Regions from separate parts of the Homo sapiens genome. Here regions 2, 3 and 4 are each linked to region 1. A link is a loop called in an ENCODE intact Hi-C map of the cell type or tissue named here. Cell type or tissue: endothelial cell of umbilical vein. All regions are shown on one strand. Region 1 has its middle 160 kb from the start of LINC02344. Region 2 overlaps STARD13 (StAR related lipid transfer domain containing 13). Region 3 overlaps STARD13 (StAR related lipid transfer domain containing 13). Region 4 has its middle 17 kb from the start of LINC02344.

Region 1 (5,000 bases):
AATTATGTCTCTTTTTAACGAGAAAGCTGAGTTTCATGGAGGTTAAACTGCCAAAGTCACTCAAATGCTAAGTGCACTTTTGACTATTCAACTGCTTCAAATATGACACAACAAAAGAACAGGCATCTCTTACTGCATAGATTTTCTGAAGTATCCTCCTTCTGTCGAACAAGGTTCTGTGGTGCTGGGAGATGTACGGACTTCCAAGCAGGTTAAATTTTCCAGAGGGAATCAGCAATGTGTGTGATTAGGGGTGGAACAGCTAAAAAGTTTGCCATGATCACCTGACTTTTAGGAACCATAAACCCATTATCACAACAGAGCCTCCTTGCGGAACCAAGGCTCAGACACTCACACAACCCCTACTTTAGATTCAGGGATCTTGTCTGGGGCCTGATTTATCACACTCAACTATCCCAACCCCTCCAAAGTCCCAGAATGAACACAGAAGTGATCTCACGTGATCAGTAAAGCTGCTTACGCATTTGTCCAAACCGGTAGAACTATGCAACACAGTGAACACTAATGTAAACAATGGCTTTACTTCATAATAATGTATCATACTGATTCGTCAATCATAGCAAATGCAGATAATAGGGCATACTAACATCTAAATAATAGGGAGTATTAGTAATAAGTAATAAATAATACAGAATATTAACACCTAAAGAAAGATGTTAATAAGAGAGAAAACTGTGGGGGTGCGCAGTATTTGGGAATGCTGTACTTTCTGCTTAATTTTTCTGTAAACATAAAATTGCTCTAAAAATTAAAGTTTATTAGTTTTTTAAAAAGTAGCTATTTTCTGGATCAACTGTATAAAACAATGCATATCCAAAAGAAGACAAATATTGAAGTTAAGAAAATTCAAATCTAGGATTTACTCAGCCTCTAACTAACTCTTCAGCCCCACACTTAAACTTGTACATTCACAGAAAGTGGCCAGTTGTTGGCTGCACCCAAGGTCAAAGGTAGGTCTGAGTGGAACACAGCTATGAAAAAAATCCACAGGTTGGTGCCAGGTTAATGACATTTCTGATGAGACCGTAAACGACTTGGTGCGGGTTTCTCATCAGACAGAGTAGTAAACCCAAAAAGGCAAAACCACTTTGGGAACCCTGTGTTCATCAAGATACCTGATTACCCAGAGTTAGCTGCTCACTTCCAAGTTTCCTTTGAAACTGGGACAGAAAGCGCTCCAATTCTTTCTGAACTCCAGGTCTAGTGTAGAAGCAGAGCAGATGCTTCCTTCCCATTTGACTTGAATGCCACCTTCTCAGTGCAACATTCACCAAACAACCACTTTAGAACTGCAAACCTTCACTCCGGCCACCCAGTATCCCCTTTCTGATGTTATTTCAACTCCACCCCCACCCGGGGCACTTATTGCCATTAATAAGCACACTACACATTTTACTTACTTTGTTTATTGTTTCCTCACCTGACTAGTCTAAATTCCAGGAGAGCCGTGATTTTATTATTGTGTCCTCAGCCCCTAAATGCAGTACCTTGCATTTAGCATGCTTCCCATAAATATTTGTTGATTCGAATGAATAAACCACCACTTGCAAGACGAAATGGGCGTGAAAAGGAATTATAATCAGAACAATCAGAGTTTAAGGCTCTCCTGCTCTACCTCCCCCACCTTTCTGCATGGGCTTTCCCGGCTTATTTTTGACACACTGCATTTGGTCGTTGTCTACTACCAGTGAGAAGATTGCTGAAGATAGAACAGTGGTCAACAGGATTGACTGTTAAGATTATAGTCCAGATGCAACTGGATGGAGGCTTCAGGAAAATAGCTTTTTGACCAAAAAAGCAGTACTTTTTTTTTTTATTTCACTATAGCTAGCACAATGAGAATGACCAGTTGGCCACTTAGGACAATTGCCAGAGAGATTATATGATACACTCTATAGAGGTCACAATGTCACGGTTTTCTTTGCTGCTGCACCAAAAAAAGAAATAACTAGTCCAGACCACTTACACACAGTAGAAAACATAAAAACAAATGCGCCCCCAAAAGACTCTACTTAGGGTTCCCACGACAAGTCTTCCAAAATCAACAGTGCAGTCTGTCTGAATGTTATCAATGCTCACTAACCATGCATTCCCATGACATGACTCAGTGACTCCATTTCCTGCCTACACTTCCGCTAGCTCTGGGCCTCACTTTGAGCTTGTCTGTCAAGTATAGTAATGCCAGATACTTCTAGCTCCTACATGTACACCATAAAAATACTTCAGAAAATACACAACACATGAGAATAATATCAGAAACCAATTTACTTCCCAATTTCATCCATTCTTGTGATTGTACCTGTCAATTAAAAAACTATTCAGAACTCTATCACATTAGGTTTTCTTAGACATCACTTAAGCCAATTATCATCTTAACCATTTTAAGTGGACAGCTCAGTGGAAATGTGGAATTTTGAACTTGTCTTTTACATTAGAGACTTGTTAAGAAAATGCTAACTTATCAAATAATATGAGCTCCTCTATACATGGTACTATTCGAGAAAGCCTTGAAGATAAATGATAAACATTTACAAGGGGCAGCATGAACTAAAGTTAAAGGACGGGAAAGCTTGAACACTTTCTTCATGTGGATCACTTACTTTCTTATTAGTCTTGAGTAAAATATTTAAATATTTGTGTCTCAGATTTCCAATCTTCTAAACAGGATGGAAATATTTGCCAAATACTTGCCATGTATATATTTTCTTTGAATAAAGCTAGTAAGAAGGAAGAGGAGCATGGTTTTGAATTGTTTTGTATTACTCTCTGTTTTCCATGCCTCTTTTATAATGGATGATTTAAATCAATTTTCATCTTGAGCTAATAATCTTTCCACATTTAATATAATTTATTTTTTATTCAGACAAGTATTATAATATAATCATTTTATTATTACATAATTAATATTATACAATTAGAATGTACTATAATTATATAATATATAATTATATAATGATTACATATAATTATATATAGTTATGTTATTATATTATATAGTTATATATTATTGTATATAATTATATTATTTAATTATATATAGTTAATATATAATTATTATAATAGATAGTGAATATAAATTATTATAATTATATATAGTTAATATGTGATTATTATAATTATGTATAGTTAATATAATTATAGTTATATATAGTTAATATATAATTATATTAACTAAATAATTATTTAAATAATTTTATTTTTATAATATATTTATAATCATTTTAATTTATGATTTTATAATTTCTACTTATTTAAATATAATTTATAATATACTTATATAATTTCTAATGTAAACATAATATAATTTATAGTATAAATTTTATAATTTACATATGCATTATAGAATTTACATATGAATTATAAACTTTATTCTTTTATAAATTAAAAATAAACTCAGTTTATTTTATTAAAAAATAAAGTGTATTTACAATAGCAAATACATTTGCAGCTAACACTGCCTCATTATTATTGTTACTATTACTATTATTAATTTATTTAGAATAATTGGTCAGTTTCCATAATATCCTCATGGTAAAAACTTCCTCATGGTATCATTTTTAATATACAGTTCTCTCCCTAACTTATCATCCCACTTGATTATGCAATTTCTCTTCTTATACATGTTATAAAAATTTGTTTAGGTCAGACATTTGTGTAATATCAATTCATCTGAATCACCTGTATGCATAGGCACATATAGTATGTTTTTAAGTATCAAGCATCCAAATGGCTTCCATGTTTAACTCTTTTTCTATAACACTGGAACAGGTACACATACAGAAGAGTACTTTTAAATTTCATGATGATGATTATGATAGTGATGATACAGTTTATACATATTCATTGCTGTTTTTTTAAACAAAGAAGAAATGTATGCCATTTTGTCTCAACATCAAATGATAAATTTTCAAATTCTATTAGATCCTTGAGTTTTGAAAATCTTTATATAGTTTCGTTTCTGGATAAATTTTGGCTATGTGATAAGCTGCTCTCTGTTTTGTTGCAATTATCCTACAAGTACCGTTTTTCTCAACTGAACCTCAAGTATATAACAAACAGATAATTTTGTAAGAGAACTCTGTTTTGTCTTATTTTCACAGCTTTGTGGTTATTCTTTATGGCAAGGAAAATAGACCTTGGGTATCCTCCCAAATTTTGAGAAGAATAAAAGACAGGCTTAGCTTAATTAGCACGACCTCAGAATGAGTCCCATCACATCCCAAGACCTTTAAGTTTCCCAAATCATTAATCTAATTACCATCCTGAAAAAAATGATCTGCTGGGCTCCTCCATGTGCAAATGTATGTTGTTGACGTTATGTGCTAAATATTAAGATGTAACCAAAAATACACAGTCTACTTCTTTTCCATGAAGACTGAATGTTTATTTTGTTCTCTGAGTAATATTAGTCATCTAAAGGACTGTGTATAAGGCTGTACTCAGCCTGAAATTTCATTTCCTCTATCAGCAAACAGAGTTGAAGCTATGATTATGTCAACCTTGGGAAGTCTCTATTTTGATAAAGAAGTGAGAAAGGTTTTCCAAGATCATAAAAATATTTAGTAAACAGGTGGTAGTATGAGCCTTTAGTTCTAAATCACAGCTAAATCACGCAGTCACTCCTCCTAGTTATCTTGACACTGCTCCACTTATTTCTCTCTCCTCTTCAATATACAAACCTGTCAAGTTCACTTGGTGGCCAAATTAGCTGATTTGTTTATTCTATCTACTATCTGCTTTAAAAATCACTATTAGTCTTTCCCTGTCTGTCTAGAGCTATTACTGTAGTTTCAACATCCACCAAGTGCCAAGTACTATTGTGTCTTCTCATAGGTCTAGTGATCCCTACTCATTGTGGAGAGTATCAGGTTTGGTGAAGGTGGAATTAGACGTGTGAGAGCGTCCTGGCATATACAACCCTTGCAACTCTGAAATGATAATGATTTAGTAAATAACGTAATTACTTTTGTGGTTCTACT
Region 2 (5,000 bases), 310 kb before region 1:
GCCACCTCCACTCTATGATCTCTGGCCATCTTGAATTCTTACTTGTCCTGTTAGATGTAACTGTGACTTCTGTCTCTTTTAGAGTTACAGTGTGAGCTCAGTGAATTTGAAAACAGTAGGGACAGGTCTGTGGTGGTTGGGGTTGCCATGGCTGTTGTTAAGAATGAAGATACAAACAAGCTTGTATATGGGCACGGCTGCTGCTGCTGCTGCTGATGGTTGATGGCCGTTGTTGATTTTCAGAGAAAGAAAAGTGGATTCTGAAATGGATGTCTCTAGTGGATAAAGTAAAGGTGGGAACAGATAAGGGGAAAGAGACAGTAAGTTGGAATTTTAAAAAAATCTTTCAGAGAGGAAGGTGGCCATGGGGAGCTGGCTGAGTGTGGGTTTACTCTATGGGTCCCTGAGCAAGTCTCATTACATCTCAAAGCCTCAGTTTCCTCACTGCAAAATGTGCACAACATTATATATACTCTTCTGAGTCATTGTAAGGATGTGAGAAACTCCAGAACAAGGAAGAGCATTTAGTTTACTGCTGCAATCCTGGTCTCTGTCACAGGGATTTGAACTTGACGTTATGTTCACATTTGTTAAAATGAATTATGTAATTTGACACAGAGCAGGCACTTAAAAATTGGAGCTATTATTATTAACCGAAATGAATACTTTTCACAATTTCCACTGATGTACCCAAATGGGAGAAGAAAATAAACAGATACTTCCAATGGATTTATTTATTTCCTCCTATGTGTAGTTGGAATATAACATGCCCATACTTCTTTTAATGCAACAAAGCTTTCCTTCAAATTTGAGGAAAATCTATGCTCCAAGAAAATGCACTGTCCTGTAGCTTCTAAACACTCTTGGCCATGCTGCCTTGCTGAAGAGGCTCAGGTGTAAATTTAAAAGATAAATCTCATTTTCAGAGAGATGATCTATTTATTTTCAACAGCAGCCTCCATGTATGCCAGAAAATGTGGGGTTCAGGTAAATTCTGACTGCACTCTAGACATTTATGATGGACCCAGGTATCTGCCCTTAAAGAACTGAGACACACGCACACAGGCCATCAGTGGCTGATGTTGGCTAAGCTTAAGATCACGGGATGAAGGAAGAATCTCTGCTCAGCAACACGAAGTGCTGGAAAATAAAGACTTTCTTGTATATGTTTCCATAAAATAGCAGGACATCTTATGTTTTGAAGGCAATTTATGCATTTTTTTAGGAGTGCTACCAACATCATGCAAAGATAACTTCAGAGACAAAACCCAAGTCTGATCACTGTCTCCTTCGCTTAGAATTCTCCATGGTTCTCAAATCTCTCCAAAGAAAAATCCAAATTTCCGAGGACACTATGAAATTCTTAAGCTCAGCCTGGGTCCCTGATATTCTTCTGTGTCTCAACTGCCCACATCCCTGATAGTTGGCAATGGTGCTAAACAACTCAAAGTTTCCTAAAATCGACCCTCCAACTCCCATCCTCTGTTCCCTATAGGCAATTTTCCCACTGTCTAGAATGACATTCTTCTTCTGCTTTATGTGACTAGTCAATTCTTTTCCTCTTTGCCTCTCTGATTCCCAGCTCTAGTTTTATCTTTCCGCCATGTCCTTCCAGACCACCTGACCACTGCCACTGAGGCCATGCAAGGCTAAGTAACAAGTTCACAAAGGTCTATCCTTTGTACCCACATGCCCTTCTGATCCAGCACTTACCCCGGCGCTGGAATGTGTGGTTCACTCTGCTTTTCTGTTTCCCACCACAGACAGTGTCTTTGCATTCTCTGCACCAGCGCAGCACCAAGCACCACAAAGGGGCCTGGTTAACGTTTGCATGGAGAACTGAGGAGGGTTCCAGCATGGAGGTTCAAAGAAATTCAGAGCAAGGAGCAGATGATAGTCCTCTCTCATGTTTCCGGTTGCTAACAGTGGAGAGGAACCTCACTGCTCCCCAGTGACCTGCGAAGCCTCAGCTGAGATTCCAAGCCTCCACACTTCCTTTCCTCATTGTTTTCATTCCCATTAAAAAGGAACACCAAAGATTTGCATCACAGCCTTAAAATAAAGTCCCAGAGAAAAGGATTCTGTTTGGAATAGAAAGAACCACACACTTTCTAATGAATCAAACCCCTAAAGAGGACTAAAATGTAAGGTGGGGTATGTTCCACTCATTCACATTCTCAACAGAGTCTTTTAGTAGCGAACAGAACTCTCCTCTCGTAAAGAAACAGTGCGATTTCTATCATAATTCCAGTGGTTAATCTTTTGCTTGAAATTTCCAAATATTTTCTTACATGCCCTTTAAGACCATAAATACAGTTTTAAAACATTCCACAGTTGACTAAAAGCAGCAAAGATGATGATTCTAAGAGACTTCCTTCCTTTTCCTCGGTACGAAAACTATCCTCATTGTATAATGCAGGTACTAAGGTTCGTGATCTCTTTTAAGCTTTATGGTACTTCTTTTTTCTGTGGAGTGTGGCTTTTATTTACATCCTAAAGAGTATGTCATTAATTATCCACTTCATTATCTCACTTATGTCCTAACACAATAATGAAATCAGCAAATTGAGAGTATTTGAGATTAACAATCTCAAAATAGCAAAACAAAATGAAACAAAAAAAACCCTTGTTTACTAAATTCTAGGTTTTAAAAATTATCTTTGGTATAATGGCTTCTATTAGCACAATCCAGACACCACCAAACTACCTGTTAAATCTGCCAGAAAGCCCCGCGTTCCTAGGCTTGCAAAGAAAATGGGTGGGAAGTAGTTCACAGCAACGCTCTTAAGTGCTTGTGTAGGAGAGTGGAGGAGTACCACTAATGCTGATGTCATTGTCGTTTCTGAAATTCCTGCCCTGATCACTCTCCCATCTGGGCTACTTTTCTAATCTGGAATTTTCTCTCCCTTCTTTCTCTCACTACCCAGACACCTGACCCCCAAGGAATCATTGAGTCACTTCCTGTCCTCTAACCTTGTGGCTTAACTTCCGTTTCTGTTTAAGAGCATTGACCTGGGGGATGTGAAGAGAATGACAGAGGGAGAGGGTTGCCGGGAAGGCAGGGAAAGAGGGGGAAGGGTCCCGCTCTATCGGGGTCAGACAAGGAGTTGCTGAGAACTGCCCACTTTTGATTTTTTTGAGATAATCATTGCTGTCACAGTCATGATCTGAATTGTGCATTAGTTAATACTTGATTTACCTCCAGAATCTGCTCATGGACTTTCTACTGCTTATCTGCAACTTCAGAAAGGGTGGAGAGTGAAAGAAATAAAAAGCAAATTCATCAGTCTTACATTTATGAAAAGTCTGATTGGGCAAACCTGAGACCTGTTCAGAAGAAAGGGCTTGGAAGGGCATGCATTTTACTGAGACTTCTATCTTTATTTGTCACTAACCATTCATTCATTAAATGTAGTGCATGAGTCTTAGCTTTCCAGATCAGTTTTTAATAAAAGGATATTTTTACTATGGTAAAAAAAAAATTAAATGAAGCATCTTTTTTTTAAAAGAAAAAAATTTATTTATTTATTTTGTTTGTGAGATGGTCTTGATCTGTCACCCAGGCTGGACTGCAGTGGCATGATCTCAGCTCACTGTAACCTCCGCCTCCCAGGTTCAAATGATTCTCGTGCCTCAGCCTCTCAAGTAGCTGGGATTACAGACCTGTGCCACCACACCCAGCTAATTTTTGTATTTTTTAGTAGAGACAGGGTTTTGCTATGTTGGCTAGCCTGGTCTCAAACTCCTGACCTCAAGTGATCTGCCCACCTCGGCCCTCCCAAAGTGCTGGGATTATAGACATGAGCCACTGCGCCCAACCTAAACGAAGCATCTTTAAATAATGTTGTGGCAAAACCCGGCTGACTATGGGATAGACCTTTGAGTGGACTCTGATTCTAGCCTTCCTGGTTGCTGGGCCATGGGAAAGAGCACTGGCCAAAGGCAGGTGGGTGAATCTGCCATGTGACCTGCCACCGGCTCTCCTTCTTTAGCCACAGCAGATGTTCCAGTGCCCAGGTGACCTAGAAGCTTCATGTGGAGGTGATGGAACTTCAGTAGGCCTGGAAGTGATGCAGTATCTTCTGCCCTCAATGTGAGTAGGAAACAAACATTTAGTTGGTTACCATGATAAACACTTTAGGGACAGGAACCTCAACCTTCTTTAACCCCCAGTGGCCACATATGCCTGGAAAACAGTAGGTGTATGGCCTATATTTATGGGAATAGTGAACATTGAATGAGTCATACAACAAAAATTAAAATGGACACAGAGAGTTAATTCTGAGAAAAATTTCTGGTTATGATCTGCTGCTACACACACACACCCACCCACCCACATGCACACATACTCAACTTCACTGTAAATATCACTCACAAACTCTTTTGTCTTTTATGTCCATTTTTGTTTTCATGGAAACCATCCAACTTTCAATACTCACCACACTAAGATAGTGAAACAGCTTCTTTTGAAGAGGATTCAATTTTCTCCCCGAAATAACTATTTCAATTGACTGAATAGGTTTGTTTCACTGTTCGTCACTTCTAGAAAATGAAATGCATTGAAAAAGCAGTTTGGAGTGATCTAGACTTTAATATCAGATCCTCTGAGCAGGTACTGACCAGATGGGTACAATTTCCTGGCTCTGTGCTTTCTTCATAAAGAATCTGTCAGATTAGTTGGTGAAAATGACAAACGAAAAGACACTTTGCCTTAATAACAAAACCCATGAAATCCCTTAGACTTTTGTAATTATTTTCCGGCTAACTTTGCTTTCTAGGCTTAAGCTGTGAAGTGACATTTGGTGTTTCCTTTTTAAACTAATTGTTATTGCTTATTAGAGCAGACATTTAGTGTCTGTCAGGTATAAGTCAATGACTCTCACACTTTGTATTTATGCTTTTCTTTTGTCATTTAGAAATGTTTTATTTTGTTTCTTTTAATTGCTTAAAAGTAGTGTCATGAATAGCTCGATGCTTCATATAAAACCATAAGGAAGAAC
Region 3 (5,000 bases), 250 kb before region 1:
AGTGACAAGGGTGTGGTTATGGAGAGAGTTATAGATTGGTCCAGTTTAAAGGAATGGCTGGGCTGGGTGTGGTGGCTCATGCCTGTAATCCCAGCACTTTGGGAGGCCGAGGCAGGTGGGTCGCCTGAGGTCAGGAGTTCGAGACCAGCCTGGCCAACATGGTGAAACCCCGTCTCTAGTAAAAATACAAAAATTAGCTGAGTGTGGTGACACATGCCTGTAGTCCTAGCTACTTGGGAGGCTGAGGCAGGAGAATGGCTTGAACCCTGGAGGCGGAGGTTGCAGTGAGCCAAGATCACACCACTGCACTCCAGCCTGGGTGACAGAGTGAGACTCTGTCTCGGATAAATAAATAAATAAATAAATTAAATAAATAAATAAATAAATAAAACGGCTGGAAAAAAGTCCAGAAGAGAAAGTGCGGCTTGGTTTGTCTGGAGCCAAGATACCAGGCGGCAGAGAGTCAGAATGGAGGGACACTCTGAGTGGGGACTTAGTACTCAATTCAGCAGGCGATGGGGGCAACGTGATGAGCACTGTGCTCAGATGATGGACAAGCAGACACGAATTCAACATGAGGTCTCTGCAATGCCGTCGCCAGGACAACTGCTCCATATGACCAGTGCCCTCTCATTTTTTGGAGCTAGTCTTTTCATAACATGTTTCAGGGTGCCTAATATACGTTATATTAGATATAATATATATTTCTATCATATATTTTTGCAATTTGCTGTATATATAACAGACACCAAATATAATATCAAGTACAATATCAAATATATTACATATCTATTGTATTACAAATTTTCAATTTGCTATATATTAGATATCCCAGTTATATATGTATATGAATGGCCCTCACTTGTAAGTGCTGGAACCGTGATTCACTCACTCTACTGCTATCGCCCAAAACGCACAATTCTCAGCACTGGCTGAACTTCCCATCACCTGAGATGCTTACAAAATAGTGGGTGCTGAGACCCCAATTCAAACCACTCTCAGTTGAGGTGCCCAGACACCCCAGGTTTTCATGAATGGCCAGGTGATTCTGACGTGCTAACAAGGTTGGGGACCACTGACACAAAGGGCTTTTCATGTGGGTGATTTACCTCATCTTCTGGGGGGTCCTTATATACTGCACTTGAAGACTCAATGAGGCTAAAAATATTAATTTTGAATAAATGGGCATATAACATTTTAAACTTACATTTCTATTATTGTCTTGACTTTCGAATGAGTCAGGGCTATCGTTAAGAAGAAGAAGGCTGGGCATGGTGGCTCATGCCTGTAATCCTAGCACTTTGGGAGGCCAAGACAGGAGGATTGCTTGAGTCCAGGAGTTCAAGACCAGCCTGGGCAACATAGTGAGACCTCATTTCTACAAAAAATAAAAAATTAGCTGGGTGTGGTGGCAACCAGCTGTGGTGAGCTATAATCCTGCCACTGCACTCCAGCCTGGGCGACAGAGTGAGAACTTCTCTCTCTAAAAAAAAGAAGAAGATAAAAAAGGAAGAATAAAGGAATGTAATTTAATAGACTTTTAATAACAAAGGAATTTTTAGTCACTACTTAAAACTGGAAGTCTATGGCGATCCTGGGCATGTGAGAGCATTAAGAGATTTGTGAGCTGTAGCTTCCAGTGTTACCTACCAGTTGGGGTCCAGACTTGAATGATGGGTGGGGAAGGAGCAGCAGGGCCTCTGGCCTTAGGTACAGTGACTCCCACTCCACACTGCTCCCCCATCCCTCTATTCCTCTTCCCTGTTTTTTGTCTTTCTTTTCTCCTTCATTTATCTTCTTTTGTTTTGGTATTCCTCCCATTCCTTTCCCCTTTTGCTTCCCATATTTTGATTTTTCTTCTTCCTCCACTTCTCCAGTCACTTTGTTTCTTTCTCACCATTATCCTTTCCCTTATTCAGTGTTTGGGTGTTCCCAAAACACCTGAATTACATAATATTTTAAATTATTAGTTGTATTTATTGAATGAGCTTGATACTCCCTGGTCTTAGATTTTAGGGTGGCAAGTTGAACATATCATCTAGTTTTCTTTAAAACAATAAATTTTAAATAAGCTACTTTTCACTAATAAGTTGGGAAATCATTTCTACTAAAGAAGAGAAAAGAAAACAAAACTCCTTTTTCCCCTTGCCAGATATTTCTGATAAAGGAAGATAAATGAGTACTATATTTTAAAGGCAGCCATTGCAAATGTGTTTCATGAAAAATAGGTGACATGCTACATGACATTGAAATGACTGCTAGCTTTATACATTAAAATGAGGAAAAAAAAGTTGGGAACACGATAACATCATTTCCTAAATGGTAGGAGGATTTCGAAGCAGGGAAATCAACAGACACACAAAGGTTATCACTGGCCACAAGCAGCTGTCAATAAATTCCAATCCTAAGAGAACACACTAACTCACGATGACTCAGTTGACCAAAAAGAAAACACAATAGTATCTACACAAGGCCTTGACCTTACTTCTTCATTTTGTCACTGTTTCTTCCGTCTGTAATGGGTTTCTTAATATTCAGTCAGTCTATGTCTACGATTTCTTAAGTATGAATCTAAAAATGCATTTCTTCCAAGAATTCGTCTTTGACTCCACCTCCTTTCTTTGAATGATTTCTTTTCTCAAGGTTTCCTTAGCCACCTACAATGTGCCAGGCTTTTTGGTCATGAATTTGCCAATATTATTTCTAATCCCTGCAACAATCGTACAATGCAGATATTAGTATACCATTTTGCAATTAAGGAAACTAAGCCTCAGAGAGTGTTAAATAACCTGTCTGTATCAATTAATACAGGTATAGTTGGTATTTAAATCTGCATGTTTAATTCCAATGACAGTATCCTTTCCACTTCCTCAAACTGTCTCCCTTTCGTTTCTTCCTAATGCCATCATACACCAATTATCTGTTATTATTTATTTATTTATTTATTTTGTTAGAGACAGGGTCTTACTGTGTCACCCAGGCCAGAGTGCAGTGGCGCCATCTCGGCTCACTGCAACCTCTACCTCCCAGGATTAAACAATAGTCCCACCTCAGCCTCCTGGGTAGCTGGGACTACAGGCATTTGCCACCATGCTTGCCTAATTTTTTTGATTTTTTGTAGAGATCAGGTCTCACTACGTTGCTCAGGCTGGTCTTGAACTCCCGGGCTCAAGTGATCCCCCCGTCTCAGCCTTCCAAGTGTTGGGATTACAGGCATGAGACACTGTGCCCAGCCCCCATCATAAACTAATTATGTTCTTTTACAGCAGCTTTACACACCCTTATTTTGTTTCCTCAATCAGACTAAAAGAGCAACAACAATAAAAAAAAATCTGGAAAATAATTCTCTGAAAATTCTGAGCAGTAGACATTGCTAGGTATTGTTAAGGAAAGTCAGTTACTTTGGGGGGCCAATTATCTCCTCCTAGTTCATATCTACCAAGCCAAAAGTTCCCTATAGGAAAGCTCATTAGCGCAGAGGAATGAATAAGAATTAAGTGTGTGTCTCTCACCTTCTACCAAGGGAAATATATAATTCTGGAGAATTTTATTCTCGCAAAAACAGTATTCACTGTCTTGTAACCAATGTCTCCCTTAAAACAAGAAAGCCCTGCAGAGAGTTGCAGATGTGGCATGGAATTACAAGCAACTTCATTCTGGAACCCATGCTGGTACAGACACAGCCTAAGACTGCATCCTTTTAAAGGCATTATTTCATATTGCTGAGGCTTCAAACATCACTTGGAACCCTATGAAGTCATGTGGTCCCAGTTCTGTATTTATATAATATGAAATGGCAGATTTACATTTATTCCTGTGTAATTTCAACCAGTGATTTTGGCCCATTGACCCATGCTGTTGAAATCTTTAAATATTCTCAGTCTGTCTGTCAACCAGTACACTTGCTCTCTTCCTATGAAGCATCCCTTCCAGATGTCTTGCCCCTCCTCCCATGTTCCTTAGTCTCTATTTGAACACACATCTGTTCTTGTTTGCTAGATCATAAACTGTATGAGGACAAGACTTAAGTCTGTCTTGTTCATTACTGGATCCTGGCATTTATCATAGGGCATGGCATGGTGTAGAAGCTCACTATGCTTTGAATAAGTGAAAGCATAGAAGGAGGGGAGAAATGGGAATAGGATAAGGAAGGGAAGGGAAGGGAGACGTTATAGGTAGAGGAAGAAGAGAGAACAAGATAAGATCAAGGAACAGCAACACATATAGTGTAGAATCTAAGATGCCTGAGTTGTAAGTTATTTAACTCTCTGAGGCTCATGTTTTTATTTATAAAATATCATCACATCAACCTCACAGGATTTTTGTGAGCATGGGGGGAGATGATGCTGCACAAACATCTGGTCTACAGGAGGTAGGACCCACTGAGGTTGACAGGCCGCCTGGGATTCTTTCACTTTCAAGCCTGCCAGGATGATCAAATGACAAGATTCTGTGGCTCTGAGCCATTTTTGGGCTGCTGAAGGAAGTATCTGGGCCTTATGCTCGCTGCATTGCCCCTCTTTCCAAGTGAATCACTTCATTAAAATGAAAGGTTTACTAAAACAGTCTGCCAGGTTAGGATGATTCATTCCCCAGCTGTGGCCATCATCAGAAAACCATGTGCATTCAGTACAGTTATCAAGCCTGAATAGCCACTAATTTGCAGAGCTTTTGGTCTCAGTGTCATTTATTTTTGTATTTTAAAAGAGGAAGTGCACAAGACATCATTATGTCAGTCCCACATAAGAGGCTGGTAGACTCTTAGTAAGTGGATGCACATGTTTGCATTTCCAAAAGCTTCTCTTTTCATCAAAAGAAAATACATATGTCTAATTGGCTGTTTGTGTAAAGTATGGGCATATCTATATGTTGGGTTAGTTCCTCCCTTGATGGTAAGCTATAATGAAATACATTTTTAATGTTAGATGGGGATTTTAGAAGTCTACTCTGCAAACCTCAGATTTACCACCCTATTTAGCTTGTCAAGTAAGGCTGCTACT
Region 4 (5,000 bases), 140 kb before region 1:
AAAACAATCACTTCCTCTCTTGCTGTGGTTCGTGGACAATGGAGTCCCAAAGGGAGGCCTTTCCTTGCAACCTCAAAGGGAGGAAAGCCTGCTTTCACAGCTGGCAGGGCCTGCGGACAGCCAGCCAGCTACCTGCACCAACTACCGTCCACCTGTCTCCCGTCACATCCCCCCCTCTACCCCCGAGTGGCTGGTCTGCGGCGCTTCGGACGTGCTCCTTGCCTTGCATTCACTCTCCCTCCCGCGCATTCAGTGGATGTGTCCCACGTGGAGAAGGCGAAGTTGGGAAGGGGCAGCCCTCGCGAAGGGCCACTTGGTCTGGGCACTTATTCACTGGGGTGGAATGGGATGGCAGCGGAGCAGGGGACAGCCTAGGCTAAAAGGCCGCCCGGGGGCAGCCCCTCCAGGTAACCCGTCCCGCGGCCCGCCAGCATGGAGCACCAGGCCTGGCTGTCAGCGCGCGCGTCCGGCACGGAGCCCACACCCACCGGGAGGCGCGGCGGGAGGGCGCTCGGGGCCCGGCCCAGGGAGGGTGGTGCCCGCAGCCCGCTCGCCCCGGCCTTGGGCTCTGAAACTCATGCCCTGGAGCCCAGAGCAGAGGAGGGCGGCGGGCCCGGGCGGGCTACGGGGCCGGCGCCTCCCCCGCCCCCGTGGGTCGCGGCGTCTCCGGGGCACTGACCTGCCAGCCGCCTCTCCCGGACGTTCTTCCACAGCAGATCCCAGGCTCTGGCCGTGGAGTCCCGCAACTGCTCACTGATGGATCTCCTGAGCTGCGTTTGGCAAGGTTTCCGTTTGCTGGTCATTTTAGATCCGTCCTCATAACGACCGGCGGGCTCTCCACCGCCACTCCCGCGTGGCCCGCGACTCAGACTCCCGGCGACTGGAAAGGACGGACGCGGCACTCCCGCCGGGGTCCCGGGACCCAATGCGGGCGCGACATGGGTCGGTCCGGCGCTGGGAGGCTGCGCCACGCGCGAGGACCGGGATGCCTGGCCACCAGAAACGCCGCGCTAGGTTATTAACCTCTGCGCTCGCCAACTCCTCTACTCCTTTCCCACTTTCCTTCTCCTCCCCTCCTCCCCTCCGTTGGGCGCTCCTCCACTCCCCTCCCTCCCCTGCCCTCCCCCTGGCTGCCTCGCGCCCCACTCCTTCCAGGAGCGCGCTTCCCCTTCCCTCCCTCGCCCAACCTGACAGCCTGGTCCCCACGGCCCCCCACTCAAGGAGCTTCCAGCTTCTTTTCCAGTTTTACCCAGAAATCAGGGGCTGGACCATACTCCTCCTATTTCTTGATACTTTCCTTTATTTTTCAGTTTCAGAAACTACCACCTTCACAACTACAACAACAACAACAAAAATTTATATATGCCACAGTGAGAGCATAACTCATCCCAGTTTCCCTAAATTCAAGTTACTTGAAGTCAGCTACTCGGTTAGGTTGACATTCTTTTGATGTTCAATATTGGTGATCTGAACATTATGTTAATCCTTCCTGATTTCTTCAATGAAATAATTATCTGGCTGCAAACTACAATTAAATTAATACGGTTTGAAGTGTCAAAATATTATTTCCATTGCATAGCCATTATGAGGAGAAAAATAACTTTAAAATATTCAGGTCAAACCATAAGGAACCTACCTAAAATAGATTTACATACTTTGAGAAAGCATTACAATCTGTATGCAGTGAAAGAAGTACGTATTATGAAGAAGTGAAATATGAAAATAGAAGAATTTTAAGGTATTTTAGCCAAAAACGTAAAGTAGGCTTGTAGTTAGAAATTAACTCTGATTCCTGAAGGAAAGAAGGAAATGTATTGGCTCTTTAAGAAATACATCATCACTGAAGTCCAAGCCCACTTCCTGGACTTCAACTCATTCATAAGGAGAAGACAATACTGTCTCAGGCCTCGGGGTGTCCTGCAGTTCACAAAGTTTTGTTTCTGAAGTGCTTTGAGGTCTTCCAAGAAAGTAACTGTGACAACATTTAACTAATTCAGAGATGTGATTAATGCCTTACACCTCAGGTTTGGGGAGGGGAACAAATTTTTCAAAAGGAATTTCTGAATTATTGAATCTGCAAAATTGCTTGAATCTCATTTCTTTTTAAATGTCTTTGTACCAAGCTGCCACATAAGAACCAAAATTTAATCAGATATTCATTTTAATTCCAGGTGCTCCACAGGAAGTTTGAAAATTAAAAGTATTCAGTCCTTCCTCTATTATATAAATTGCTACTGACTTAGGGAATGCAAACTAACCTCTACCTAAAGTATTCCCTCTACACTTCTGCTACACTTCTAGTAAATATTCCCTCCATCAGTTTATCTTGTTGGTAGAAAATGGGAATGACAGGGATGATGGTAAGAAATAGTCTTTATTGTCTTATTTTGTTACTTTAAATATTTAAAAATGTTAACTAGTGAAACATACCTCAGAATGAGCTAGAAAGTAATGAGATACTTTTTTTGTAGAATCCTGGTAAATCTTTGAAATAGTCAGTTATGAAGCAATAAGTCACGGATCAGAAACGGACTTGAAACTGTGACAGCCGGTTATATAGACTAATCCAGATTGCTTTCTGGACACAAGCCAAATACCCTTTTGATTCCATCCTCTGCTTTGTATGCATGCAGAGGTAACAAAATGCTCTGCAAAGAACAAGACTCCTGTTGTCTTAAAGTGGCTGCTATACAGTGTAACAACAAAATGTTTATCAATTACATTCCCAGGAAAGCTGTATACTTGACTTTTAGAAGGGACCTCTTGTTGAATCAAACAGACGCAATAGTTTTAACATTATATACACGGGAACAGAACATAACCATTCAAGCTATTTCAGTGATCATTTAGCTCTCAAGAGCGTGGGCCCCTACTACTTTCTATTCTAGCACATATTTTATATTCAGATGCCATTGATTAGGAGTTTTCCTTAAATGACTAATTTGAAGACTAAATTCTGGAATTGCACATTTGTTTAGTTCTGGCTGTTGGATGGCCCATGAATTGAGGACTGTCCAAGAGAAGCCAGATGAAAGACGGAAATGATCTGCCTGGAACAGGTGCCGGCTGAGCAGTGTGTGCCACCCAGCATGGCCCAGCTCTCTGCCAGCCCCGGCTGCTGGCCCTGTTGGAAGAAACCACACAGCTGTGCAGATGGAGCCGCCACAAATGCCAAGTGTTCCAACCTCAACAGGAACCTCAGGGCTACTTGGAGTAATCTGTACAGCATCCGCTCTCATTCTCCCCAAGATCTGTTTCAAAGTTGAACCTTAGGTAGCATCCCCTGTGGGGCCTTCACCAGATGAAAATATCACCTATTAGGAGAAAAGAACTCAGGTAACCCCCTAGCCCTACCTACCTTCTTGCTTACTGTCTTCCCTCCCATCGCAGCGGAAGAGGTGTTGCTCTTCCAGCCCGAGACCACGTCCCTCACCTGTGTTGGGCTTTCTTTCCCTTCTTGTCCCTACAGGTACTTTGCTACATTGGTTATTTCCTCTCCCTCACATACCCTCAATCTCTGCCTCTCCACAGGCTCAACCCTCCAGTCTCACCCTGCTTTTAAATAAACCAAAACTAAAATAACAGCAGCCATCCTAAAGCCCACTGCCTCTACCCTGTGTCCCTGGGAAGAGAAGTCTTTCCCTGTCAACACTGCAATCTGGGCTTCCTCCCTTCCTCAATGAACGTGATCTTGCCAAGGTCACCAATAATCATCTGGTTGCTAAATCTAACAACGTGTTCCAGTTATTGTTGTCCTTTCCAGGGTGCATGGACCATTGGACACTGTAGCCCATTTCCTTCCTCTGACACAGGCTTGTCTCGTGGCTGTCAGGCGACACCCTCCCCTGGGTTCCTCCTTTTCACAGATGGCCTCACATGGTCCTTCTTAAGGCCTGACAGGCTATAGATAGAAAGTATATGTGGTTAAGAGTGTGGCTAAAGGCAGTGTCCCATTTGATTCTGCATATGTTTCTGCCTCTCAGTAGTACCTCCCTAGACGATTGCATTGTGGATTAAATGAAATAATCCATTTGGCACATAGAAAAGACTTAACCTATGCTTCCAACAACAATACTATTATAATTACATTACTGTCCTAGCCCAAATCTATCCTGAGCCCTTTCAAGAAGCCTTCCCTGACACCCAACCAAAATAGCTCCTTCTCACGGCATCCAGTTTAGTTTTCCTTATAGCGCTTCCACTTCCAGACATTGTGTTTGTTTGTTTGTGGTTGGTCTCCCAGGCAGACTGTGAGCTCCATAAGAGCTGAGGCCCTGTCCGTCTTACTTGCTTGTGCATCCTCAGTGCCTAAAACAGTCCCAGACAGTTATGATCAGTAAATACTTGCAGAGTAAATGAATGATTCTACTCTAGGGCCATGTATTGTTTCCCTTCCGGATGGGTATCTCCAAAACTTTCCTTCCAAACCTGCTCTTTCATCTCTATTTCCTATGTGAGCCACCTGGTGCTACCACCCATCTAGTGACTGAGAGAGAAATCTAGAAGACATCTGAAACACCTCCATACATCCTATGCTGCTTCAATCTTCCCCCACTTCTCTATCTCCTGAGTAACTGATTTAGTTCAGGTTTTCTCTTTCCCTTCCCTGAATTTCAGCATAAAAAGAGTCCCATTTGAAAGCTCTTGGTCTCACTGCACTCTACGTCTTTATACATTAGCTGTTCTTGAATGCCCTTACCCTAATTTTTTTGTTCTTCACTCATCCTTCGAGATTCAACTCAGATGTACTCAGATGTCACCTCCTCCTTAATCCTTCTACAAATCCCAGTGGCTGGATGGATTCCTCTTCCATTGTGTTTCTTCCATGCTTTGGGGATACTGCCGGAGGAGCACTTATCAAAGAGCCAGAGTTCAGTGTCCTTACCTGTTTCTTCTCAGCTGTCCCTGCAGTCCTGAGTTCCTCCAGGTAGGACTAGCACAGAACTTTTATTTCTCAACCTCTTGTACCTTTTTCAGTGAACAGCACATAGTAGGAGTAG

The links. A loop is a pair of places that touch in the nucleus more often than their neighbours do. Peaks named below come from ENCODE experiments on the same cell type or tissue, not always from the same donor. Only the 100,000 strongest peaks of a DNase experiment are listed, where the experiment ranks them.
Region 2: it touches region 1 in a loop (12-fold over the local background); 2 of 110 quality-filtered maps call a loop at or near these places.
Region 3: a loop joins it to region 1, with 7 times the contacts of the local background. A loop is called at or near these places in 2 of 110 quality-filtered maps.
Region 4: a loop joins it to region 1, with 9 times the contacts of the local background. A loop is called at or near these places in 5 of 110 quality-filtered maps.

The regions. Positions count from the first base shown.
Region 1 is chr13:33,492,901-33,497,900 of GRCh38, forward strand. It overlaps a transcript of STARD13 not described here. Among named protein-coding and RNA genes, the nearest start is that of LINC02344, 160 kb to the left of the region's middle. In endothelial cell of umbilical vein, no CTCF peak of the experiment used is centred here; DNase peaks (open chromatin) are centred at 2,091 and 4,501; H3K27ac peaks cover 4,515 bases.
Region 2 is chr13:33,184,165-33,189,164 of GRCh38, forward strand. The region is part of intron 1 of STARD13 (StAR related lipid transfer domain containing 13); the gene reads right to left. Among named protein-coding and RNA genes, the nearest start is that of STARD13-AS, 91 kb to the right of the region's middle. RefSeq lists enhancers at 79-168, 1,750-2,949, 4,043-4,192. In endothelial cell of umbilical vein, no CTCF peak of the experiment used is centred here; DNase peaks (open chromatin) are centred at 1,907, 2,927, 4,197 and 4,247; H3K27ac peaks cover 3,460 bases.
Region 3 is chr13:33,246,855-33,251,854 of GRCh38, forward strand. The region is part of intron 1 of STARD13 (StAR related lipid transfer domain containing 13); the gene reads right to left. Among named protein-coding and RNA genes, the nearest start is that of STARD13-AS, 28 kb to the right of the region's middle. RefSeq lists an enhancer at 4,323-4,532. In endothelial cell of umbilical vein, no CTCF peak of the experiment used is centred here; DNase peaks (open chromatin) are centred at 2,407 and 4,527; H3K27ac peaks cover 3,617 bases.
Region 4 is chr13:33,349,611-33,354,610 of GRCh38, forward strand. It overlaps a transcript of STARD13 not described here. Among named protein-coding and RNA genes, the nearest start is that of LINC02344, 17 kb to the left of the region's middle. In endothelial cell of umbilical vein, no CTCF peak of the experiment used is centred here; DNase peaks (open chromatin) are centred at 671, 901 and 1,881; H3K4me3 peaks cover 1,378 bases; H3K27ac peaks cover 1,503 bases.